Regions from separate parts of the Mus musculus genome. Here all the other regions are linked to region 1. Evidence: chromatin loops called from intact Hi-C (ENCODE). Cell type or tissue: heart. All regions are shown on one strand. Links, peaks and the distances in the headings refer to the core of each region. The heading gives the core; the rest is flanking DNA.

Region 1 (3,584 bases), core at 723-3,222:
CGGAGGCAGAGGCAGGCAGATTTCTGAGGTCAAGAGGGCTATACAGAGAAACCCTGTCTCGAAAAACCAAAAAAAAAAAAAAAAAAAAAAAAAACAAAAAACAAACAAACAAAAAAAAACAAAAAACAAAAAACAAAACCAAAACCAAAACCAAAACCGATGTTGGTTTAGGAGAATGGCAGTAGTGGGTTCTCCTGTAGGGTCTATGACTTCTCCAGCTTAGGTTTTCCAGTACCAGGTGTGAATTCCCTCCTATTGATTAGCTAAGTCTAATTAGACAGTTGTTTCCACCAGATGTATGGGTCTCTATAGCCCCACGGGGCTTATCATGCAGAATAAGTCATTGCTGTGCCTCCTAAACTTTACAGATGGATAAAGTTGGCTGCTTTTCTCCATTGGCAATTTGTATAACACCTTCTGATACTATGAGTGCTAGCCCTATAGGGACTTGGGGACTGACTTCAGGTCGGGTCCAGCTCTCTTCCACTGAGTCTGACAAATACAGAGGCAGATGCTCACTGCCAACCGTCGGACTGAGGTAGGACTTTCTCTACCCCAATGCAGGAGGTAGAGAAAGGACTGAAAGAGCTGAAGGGTTTTGTAACCCCAAAGGAAGAACAATATCAATTAAACAGTACTTCCCCACCCCCCCGAGCTCCCAGGGACTAAACCACCAACCAAAGAGTATACATGGAGGGACCCATGGCTACAGACACATGTAGCAGAGAATGGCCTTGCTGGACATCAATGGGAAGAGAGGCCCTTGGTCTTGTGAAGGCTCGATGCCCCAGTGTAGGGGAATTCAAGAGCAGGGAGGCAGGAGTGGGAACACCCTCACAGAAGCAGGGGGAGGGAGCATAGGATAGGGAGCTTCTGGGAGGGGGGACCAGGAAAGGGGATAACATTTGATATGTAAATAAAGAAAATAACCAATAAAAATATTTATCCACTGTTGGGTATATTTAAAAATACCACAATATAATTTTTTAATAACAAAACATTTTTATCATATTCATCAATTTTTTCAAAAGTGTCATTTCAAAAGTCTTATTCTATGATGGACACATCTGGGCACACCCACAAATCTAGTTATTTCTACAAAATCCCCAGCAGTAGTGGCCACAACAAATTCATAACAGCATTTAATTTCACAGAAACTCAATAGAACTTCATTCTGTTGAAATAAAAGTGCAAAAGGTTTCTGGGTGTTGAAAGAATAATTTAGTAGCTCTCGGCAAAGTTTCCACCTCGACACATTTTATACTCGTCATGGAAGGGTTAGTAACACAATTTCATTAAGTTCTAAAATGCTAGCTGAGATGACTATAGCCTAAAGAACAGCAGACTGCTTTAAAATGAGATAGTGCTTATAAAAATACTTTGAGAACTTAAAAGCATCATATAAAATGGAGACTCTGTTTTGGAATCACTTAACTAAAATTTCAAGCGTTGATAAATGAAAAAAAAAAAAAAACCCTATGGAACCTGAAATGCTTTTTGTTTCTGTTTTTAAGCTTGCCTGTGCAAACGCTTTCAATGAACTGACGAAATCTATGCCACCCATTAACACATTGAGATCACTGATACACCAGAAGTGTAAGGCAGGATCAAGCTTTGAGGTCTCCTTGAGCTTATCTCTGAAGAGTGTTTCCTTAACTATTTTGCCACTAAGTAAATGCAAGTTTATTTAGTAGTCTTTCTAAGTTGTGGTAGTTAGAGGAGGATAATTTTTTTTTCCATTTTTATTAGGTATTTAGCTCATTTACATTTCCAATGCTATACCAAAAGTCCCCCTTACCCACCCACCCCCACTTCCCTACCCACCCACTCCCCCCCTTTGGCCCTGGTGTTCCCCTGTACCGGGGCACACAAAGTCTGCGTGTCCAATGGGAAGAGGAGGATAATTTAAAAAGTTCTTTCTCTTTCCAATGATTCTCTTTTCCTAAGGCTACTCTTATAATCTTCTCTTGACTGATTCTCCTTAGAGGTATGGATAGTTTTCATTTAAAGCTTCACTCTTGTAGGAAAAGATATGTACAAAGTGTTCTTATTGGTGGAGCATTTAAGAAACAGTCACACTAAAAAAAAAAAAAAAAAAAGAGTACCCAGTAAAGCTGCTGGATAGCTCTATCTCCCTCTACTGGCTAAACAACTCTACCAGGTTTTGTGTGTTACTAACCTAAAACCCTTCACTCCAGAAACAGGCAGGGAAAGGAAAGAAAGCCACTCACCAAATCCTATGCTAAAGTCTTTATTTACATCATATATACGAATATAAATATACATATCTATTAAGCAACACTCAAAGGAAGACTTACTTCCTTTAAAAAATAGAGAGAGAGAGAGAAAAAAAAAAACAAGACAATTCTTTAATATAGGCACACCGTGTTCTCTGTGCACAGGGCATCGCTTCGTACAAGACAGATATAAAACAAATGAACCCTGAGCTAAAACCTCATCTCACCAAACCTCATGGTTGAGGGCCTGTGTACTGTAAGGACAACATAAAATGAAACCCGGTGTTTTGTCTTTGTGATAAACGACTTATTAGTACAGTTACTGGGAGGATGGAGCGAAGGCAAACCCGAGTTTAGGTATTTTAAGTGGGGATCCAAGTTTTCTTTAAGTTCATAGGTTAAACAGGTAAGTGATTTTACACGTAAGCCCTTCCTTAAAAAAAAAAAGCGGGAGAGGAGGGTTGGGGTGAGGGGGCAAAAAATGATGAAGTCAGTGTCTCACTTAGAGCTGGAAGAGACCTACTTAGAATCCAGGCTCTCTGCAGACTGGCCCCACAGTAAGTGGAACCCTCTGACATGAAGGGCCTGCGGACCAGCAGCTGGGTTCTGTCACCCGGGCTGGGGCGGTCTTGTTAGTGTAGCATGACCCTGGCGCACTCGCATAGATAATACCGGCACCTCTTTTCACTCTAATCTCCTACCCGTCTGAGCAATTCAGCAGGAGATAGGGGCATTAGGGCCATATTATTCCAAACAACATTTAGCTGAATGGTAGCTAAAGATTGTGACAGGGAAAGACAAATTCTCCTGGCCAAATACTTTGCTTCCCAGAAATGTTTCCCGTTTTAGAGCTTTTGGGAAACACACACACACACACACACACACACACACACAATCATTAAAATGGAACCAAGATGGAAATCCACGCCATTCTTAGCTGAACCCACACCAAAACCCTTTTGGATTTCAGACAGAAATTTTAGTCTTTTCTTATGCAACTGCAGACTATGGTAAATAAACACTAAGAAGTGTCAGTTAAACACTAAATGGTGTATTTACATATTTGCACATTTTGTTGATGGTATGCCAGATATTCGCAGACAGACTGCCTTTGCTGTGTGTGTGTCTGAATGCTCACTGCTTGCAGGTATTTGCAATACTACAGGCCAGGACACTGAATGTCCAGGGTAGGGTGGGATGCTGGTGGCAGTGGTGTGTATTCACACAGTGACATAGTAATCCGTGTGTGCCTTTCACAATCCAAAGAAGAGTAAAATCATAAATTCCTCAAATATAACTTTCAGGGCTATAATTGTGGCCCATTATTGTATCTTAAAGTGGGAATCT
Region 2 (3,584 bases), core at 522-3,021, 640 kb before region 1:
GTAGCCCTTCCTGAGTCTTTCTCAGGGCATTGCTGAGTCCTGCCATGTGGAAGCACTCGGTTCACACTTTTCATTTCACCTGAGTGGTTTTTAAAGGATACACCATGGTCCCGTTGTAACTAAAGATCAATAAGCTCCGATGGGCCAAAGCCTTTAACCCCAGCACTGGGGAGGCAGAGGCAGGAGAATCTCTGAGTTTGAGGCCAGCTTGGTCTGCAGAACTAGTTCAAGGACAGCCAAGGGGTACACAGAGAAGCACTGTCTTGAACCTGGCTCCCCATGCCCAAAAAAGGTCAATAGCATAATTTAACACCATCTTTGTAGGCATCCTTCCATGAAAGTGTGGCTTGTCTCAGGCGAGTGCTGGTAGGACTGTTGGCAGTTTGCCATCCATCCATCCATCCTTGATTGATGCCCGAATTCCCATGGTGACTGCTTTTGTTGCAATGGTACATATGTCAATTCAACTCGAAGGGCAGCAAATTATCTCCACTGCATTTTGAAAATAAGTTTTGCTTAGACACCCAATCTTGCATAGTCTGAGGCCCTTTCTTTGAAGAGCCAAGAGCTGGATTGGAGAAATCAACAGCATATGATGAAGAATGTATTAGAGCAGGAGACAGAGGTGAAAAAACAGAAGTGAGAACCACTGAAAGCGTTAGCCGTAGAGAACTGGTATCCCGTGAATGAGCGGGGTGAGTAGCTTCCTTAGGACTGGAAAGCTGGGGTTGTCTTTAGCCAGACTAAGAACGAGAGACAGAGGCTTGGAGGGAGAGATACTGAACTTCAATTAGTGTGTATTGAGTTTGACGTAGTTCAAATGGCATAACCAAAAGAAAGGGCTAAGAATACTGACATTCAAGGCGTGTGCAATGTGCTCGAATCACCTGCTATGGAAGCCGAATAATGGCACCTCATAGCAGAGATATCAGAGTCCACACATTATTATTATTATTATTTAATCGTTTCTTACAGTCCAATCGTTATCCCCCCTCCCAGTCTGCCCTCCGACAGTTCTCATCCAATTCCTCCTCCTCCTGTCTCCATGAGGATGTCCCCACCCTGAACCCCTGAGGCCTCAAATTTCGTGAGGGGTAGGTTCCTCTTCTTTCACTGAGGACAGAACAGGCAGTCCTCTGTTGTATATGTTTTGGGGGCCTCGTATCAGCTAGTGGATGCTGCCTGGCTGGTGGCTCAGAATCTGAGAGATCTCAAGGGTCCAAGTTTGTTAAGACTACTGGTCTTCCTATGGGGTTGCCCTCTTCAGCTTCTTCCAGCTTTTCCCTCATTCAACCAACCACAGGGGTCCCTGGCTTCTGTCCATTGGTTGAGCAAAGTATCTGCATTTGACTCTTTCAGTTGCTTGTTGGGCCTCTCGGAGGGCAGCCATGCTAGGCTTCTGTCTATAAACACCATAGCATCAGTAATAGTGTCAGACTTTGGAGCCTCCCCTTGAGCTGGACATCCAGTTTGGGCCTGTCGCTGAGCATCCTTTTCCTCAACCTCCTCTCCAATTTTGTCCTTGCAGTTCTTTTAGACAGAAACAATTCTGGGTCAGAGTTTTGACTGTGGGATGGCAACCCCATCCCTTCACTTGATGCCCTGTCTTCCTATTGGAGGTAACAGAATCCACATTTAACATTTACTTTTGGGCTGGAGAGATGGCTCAGTGGTTAAGAGCACTGACTGGTCTTCCAGAGGTCCTGAGTTCAAATCCCATGGTGGCTCACGTCCATCTGTAATGGAATGTGATGCCCTCTTCTGGTGGGTCTGAAGAGTGCAATAGTGTACTCATACGCATAAAATACATAAATAAATAAATCTTAAAAACAAAAAAACCTTACTTTGGCTCACTGTGTTTTGCAGAGCCTGCACAGGTTTACGCACATCACTTCCGGAAAGTGCTTAGATCGATCGGAGGTCCTGCATCAAGTGTTCATCTCCACCTGTGACTCCAGTAAAATGACTCAGAAGTGGGAGATGAATAACATCCACAGTGTTTGACAAGAACAGAGGAAACCAACAATCTACCTACTGACAAGTACATTTATGGAGGACTGAAAACCGCCTGGAACCTGCTGCAACCATTATTACTAATTTTGTACAGCTCCAAACCTGGAACCTCTCTGATCAGTTGGAAGGGGCATTGATAAACTGTGATTTTACAATAACATTATCATCTGCAGTGACTGTTTACAAAACTGCTCTTACCTTAAACTCTAGATGTTTACATCGTTTTTTGTTTTGTTTTATGATGATGTTGGTAATTTGTGCCTTTAACTCGGTTTCCTGAACCGCCGAGTTAAAGCATGTGTTGTCTTCTTTGGGAATACACTCAGGGGTCTGGAAGGCAGTTTGGTTTTTTTTGTTGTTGATGATGTTGTTCTTGTTTTTTAACACACTTGAAAAAAAAAAAAGGTTGGAGTAAGCAGACTTTCACATCCGACTTGGTGATGATCAACCTGCTGTGTATTTAATTTTACATCTTTCGGAAGCACTGCCACGGGTCGTTGGCCAGGGTGGCCTTCCTTCAGTTACGCTGCTGTTTGAAAGGTGAATTTCAACACATTTAGTGCCTCTTTCATTTCTCAGTATATTGTTTGAGAGCTTCTAGTGACACTTCTATGATGGTGACAATGAATGTCACCTGGGGAACCCGTCTGTTACTCACAGGAGAATTTCTTGGCTATGAAGTGGAATGTTGTATGGCTGGGTCGAGGACAACAGTGGGCCCAACTCAAGGCTGTTCCGTGGGGCTTGAAGATTCTGTGGCATTACCTCCCTGGCCTCTGTTCACACCAGCTTCTAGGCTAGCAAAGGAGTCCTTCTTCTAAAAGGAGGGGTTGGTTTTTGCCCATCTACATTTTGCATCTGCTTTCCCCAGTACCAGTCATAGAAAACTAAACATAATTCTCAGTTTGAAACTTGAAGGGGGGTTGAGGGGCAGGGAAACAACACAATAAAGCCCTAGTGTGGACGCCTTAGGTTGGTCCTGAGGTAAAAATCCCCAAGCCCTTGTGAGATGGAAGCCTTAGAGAACCACCTCGAAGCACAAGCTGTGCACAGAGATAAACTGACACTTTGTCTACATTCAAAGGAAATTCCATGAGCATTCTTTTTAATTTAGGAAAATTAGTATCTAATTTTCTATTCTTAGATCTTATTATCTAAGAATACAAATCATCAACAAATGTGGACGACATTCTGCGAAGTTAGATGCTAGCTCTGTAGGGTTCCTTAATTTCTTTTTTAAGAAGTATAAATTTTTTTTATATTCCCCAGGGAAAAGAAGATTTAATTTGAACATTTATTAATACAATACCTACTTTAAGAGAACCAAATGTTGAAAACTTTAATTTCTAGGAAGTCTCTTATTACACCCCCCTTCCCCCAAGATAAAATGTCTACATTGAGTGCCAAAAAAAGAAAAAGAAAAGCAATGTGGTGAGCTGGGGCCAGTTAAACATTTTTGATCATGTAATCATGGTATCGATGACAGAAATTCACAAACTACTGCCAGAAGGAAATATTTTTAAATACAGCTTAGGGAAAAGAAGAAAAAAAAAGCCTGAATTTTTTTTTGG
Region 3 (3,584 bases), core at 522-3,021, 430 kb before region 1:
TATATAATACCATTAAACATAATATATGTTATTATACTTGTCTCAAGAAGTATGATAGATCTGATCTTTGCCACTTTGCAGTAGAATCCTGAGTTTAGAATAAAATGTTATAAGACAATACATCCCACAGGATTTATAAAACATACACAAAGAATTGCACACACAGAAATATTTCAGTGCTGGATGTGCATTTGAGAGGTAGACCCTGGCTTTCACTCACAGAACTTAAAAATAAGCAATTAAAAAAACCCCGCAATAATACAAATAAAAGTTAATTATAAAGAGAATTATTTCTTCCAAGCTGTAAACAAGTCATTTAGAATTCAGACGAGAACATGGCTATGATTTTGTATTTATACTCTTTGGAACTAGCTAGCAGTGGATTTAAGCAAGCATGCCATGCAGTCTGGGATTGAGGATAAGTAGGAATGAAATGGCTGCTTAACACGTGGAGCTTCTGAGGCATCATTTGTGGGACTGAAGGACTGACTTGTGACTGGAGCCCCTTTCCTTCCCAGTTCTAACTGCCATGTTGAGGGTACTCCTTGGAAGACTCCCCAACGTGACTTTATTTGCTGCACGGCATAGATGGATTTTTTTTTTTTTTTAACCTCTGACAGTTCACTCCAAGCCTTTCCTGCATTCTTCTACAGTCTTTGCTTAGAGACAAGGGACTTGAGCCAGGATAGGTTAGGTTTCAGGTTAACAAAAAGAAACACTTTTATTGTCAATATTAATGGCAAACTTCGATTTTTACAAGGCCTGGGTTTAGCAGATCAAAAGCAGCTTGTCTTGATTTCTCAATATTCTCTGGAGTTTAGACAATTAACTGCAATTTTGGTTCTAATGAAACAATATGAGAAAGCTAGTTGCAAAAAACATTGGTAAAGTTAGCACTGGGATACAGATTTTTACCTGTACATAACATATTATGATCTAGTAATTTATCCCTTCAACTGGAGCTGAGTTTGGAAGGAGCATTCCTTTAAGAAAATATGTTCAAGCACCGTCCTCACTTGCAATGTCATGAGTCTTTTTCAGAGTGTGCATTCCACGGTTGCCTTTCTGGCTGGGTAAGGATCCGGCAGACTGAGGTCTTCCTGGTAATTTGGGTACACCAAGTCTCCAGTTAATGATAGATAATCAGCCTTTGGGTCATTCGGTCATTCTCTTATTACAAACCCCTCCTGCTCTCTCTGATCTCCTTTCAAACTAAATTTCACACAAACAAATAAAGCAAGACAGGGACAAATTCTCAAAAAAAAAAAAAAAAGAGGGAGAAATATTAGAAACTTCTGATACAGAACTCTAAACAAGGAAAGGCTAGCTAAAAGAGGATAGGAAAGAACATCTTATCAAATTGAACATGCTGTGTACAAAACATTAAAAGAAAAGGATCTGGTTTCTGTTAAAGTGACAGAAAATTAAAATAAAAATAATTGCAGGCAGCAAAGTTATAATGTAAATAGAGAAGGCAGGATGCTTGCTGGAAATGCGCAGCACTAGGAGGCAAATTTGTTGTTACAGATTATGTATCTGCACTCTGATTGGAGAAGCGCTACTTTGTTCTATTTTCCAAAAGAGAATGCTTTTCTTTTTAATACTTGTGTGAGAGTGCTCATTTAAGTCAACACAGGCCCCAAACCCTAGGACTAAAAAAGTGGAACCGCATTTTTCTTGCAAAGCATCCAACTTCAAAGGAGGCAAATGTTTGCATACAGGAAAAGGAGAATTCCATTTCGAATACATTTGGAGACTTCACTAAATCCGTGGGACTGATGCTTTTTTTTTTTTTTTTTTCTTTTGCCGACAGAAGGCACAGTTCATTCTCGAGCAATTCGTCACCTCCTGGGGGTCTTCTCTTCCCGTCTACAGGAGAGTGTGACTTCAGAAAGAACTTCGGATTGGCCAAGGTATATGTCAGATTAGACCCCAGGGAAAAGAGCAAAGGTGTAGGGCTCATGCAGTCAAGGTCTCTGGTGAGAGCGCCCCTAGTGCCGTTTTACTGTCTCTGCTCTTGAAAATTCCCTTTGATACAAGTTCCAAAGCTAGTCACAGACGACCAACTTTGATCATTTCCAAACCTCGGGCTTTCGATCTTAAACCTGGTTGGAATTTTGGCTCAAGACTAGATCAACCTGCCATTCTCCAAGATAGAAGTGGAGCTGTGAAATGAATGTTGGTGATAACCAGACTCCCACATTGTCGCCAAATGTGGGTCTGGCACCTTTTGATTTGACAACCTCTTTGACAAAAAAGGCTTACCTTCCCAAGCTAGAGAAGAACCTACACTTCACTGTTGCCTCTAGGTCTTTCCTGAGTGTTTCCACCTCATAAGAGGCCTTCTGGTTAGCTTCCCCCCTTGCACCCATATCAAGCCTTCCATTCTCTGAACTTTCTGGTGAAACCACGCAGATGTAGTTTGTAGTTCTCAGGGTGCAGATCTTTCACTTTACGCGTCTGTGTCCTCTAACAACACAACTAATGCTTCCGCACAAAAAGATGCCCTCAAAGCTGGTGGAAAGGCGATTTAGAGAAATCCGGGTGTTCTAATTGCAATCAGGTTGTGTTGTTTTACTCTATTTTGAAGGCCATTAAAGCTGGTGAGCGACTTGGAAGTCATTTAGAAAGGAACAGACCTTCAACCTCAAGCCTTTGCGGGCACTGGGAAAGTGTCTTCCCAATCAATCTGGCTTGCAGGCGGCAGGACCAACTCTGACCTGGCTTATCTTGTACCCATCCTAAATACACCAAACTCAAGAGGTAGCCAGGGCCGCCTCAACACCGAGGTCAGTGCTCTGGGTGCCTTAGTTTCTCTCTTTATTCAAACAGTGGTGGAAATGAAAGAGGGATGTGAGCTAGATTAAAAGGATCAAGGGAGAGTGTTGCCTGATACCAAGCTGCGCTCAATAATTATTTACATCTTTTCCTCCTGCCTCTTCATTTCTTCTTTTCTTTTCTTTTCTTTTCTTTTCTTTTCTTTTCTTTTCTTTCCTTTCCTTTCCTTTCCTTTCCTTTCCTTTCCTTTCCCTTCCTTTTCTTTCCTCTTCTTTCCTTTTCTTTTCTTTTCTTTTCTTTTCTTTTCTTTTCTTTTCTTTTCTTTTCTTTTCCTTTTTTAATATTTAGTTGCTTTTATTTTAAATTCACCTCCGGAGATAGCTGCTTGGGAGTCAGCGGTCCGAGTGAGGCCTTCCGGTGGTGGGGCAGCGATGCTCAGAGTGCTGCAACGACTCCCACGCAGGGGAATCGAGGTGGGGGTGGGGTTGTGGGAACTGTTACTCGTGTACCGACACCGACCAGTGGTCCAGGCCCTGGGATGAATGCTGGATCTCTCCCCTTTTATTCCGGCCAAATTCTCATTCCATTCCCATGCCCTTCTGTGGAGTGGACTGGAGGAAGCAAGTCCACCACGTTCCGGTCAGGACAGATCCTCCGCTGGGAACTAACCAGGGGTTGATATCTTCCTCCAAGACCTTTTCGCCCGATGCGGGCATGAAGGGGTTAACTGCTCACCTCGGAGCCCCGGGTGCTGAGGGAAGGCCACCGCTTCCCCCAACACCCCCGGTCTCATTAGGGAAAACCCT

What was found. A loop is a pair of places that touch in the nucleus more often than their neighbours do. Peaks named below come from ENCODE experiments on the same cell type or tissue, not always from the same donor. Only the 100,000 strongest peaks of a DNase experiment are listed, where the experiment ranks them.
Region 2: a loop joins it to region 1, with 2.7 times the contacts of the local background. A loop is called at or near these places in 5 of 42 quality-filtered maps.
Region 3: it touches region 1 in a loop (7-fold over the local background); 7 of 42 quality-filtered maps call a loop at or near these places.

The regions. Positions count from the first base shown.
Region 1 is chr8:56,882,943-56,886,526 of GRCm38, reverse strand. All of the region lies in intron 1 of Gm33501 (a long non-coding RNA gene), which reads left to right. Among named protein-coding and RNA genes, the nearest start is that of Gm33501, 4.1 kb to the left of the region's middle. In heart, for the core only: a CTCF peak has its summit at 2,143 (motif pointing left); no DNase peak of the experiment used is centred there; H3K27ac peaks cover 954 bases.
Region 2 is chr8:57,524,534-57,528,117 of GRCm38, reverse strand. Galnt7 (polypeptide N-acetylgalactosaminyltransferase 7) reads left to right here. Exons shown (of 12, transcript NM_144731.4): 12 at 1,867-3,584. The coding sequence ends at 2,004. Among named protein-coding and RNA genes, the nearest start is that of Gm51574, 14 kb to the left of the region's middle. In heart, for the core only: a CTCF peak has its summit at 1,753 (motif pointing left); no DNase peak of the experiment used is centred there.
Region 3 is chr8:57,312,844-57,316,427 of GRCm38, reverse strand. It overlaps Hand2os1 (Hand2, opposite strand 1), which reads left to right. Exons shown (of 6, transcript NR_154048.1): 3 at 1,814-1,913. Among named protein-coding and RNA genes, the nearest start is that of Hand2os1, 6.2 kb to the left of the region's middle. In heart, for the core only: a CTCF peak has its summit at 1,992; a DNase peak (open chromatin) is centred at 1,997; H3K4me3 peaks cover 2,421 bases; H3K27ac peaks cover 2,500 bases.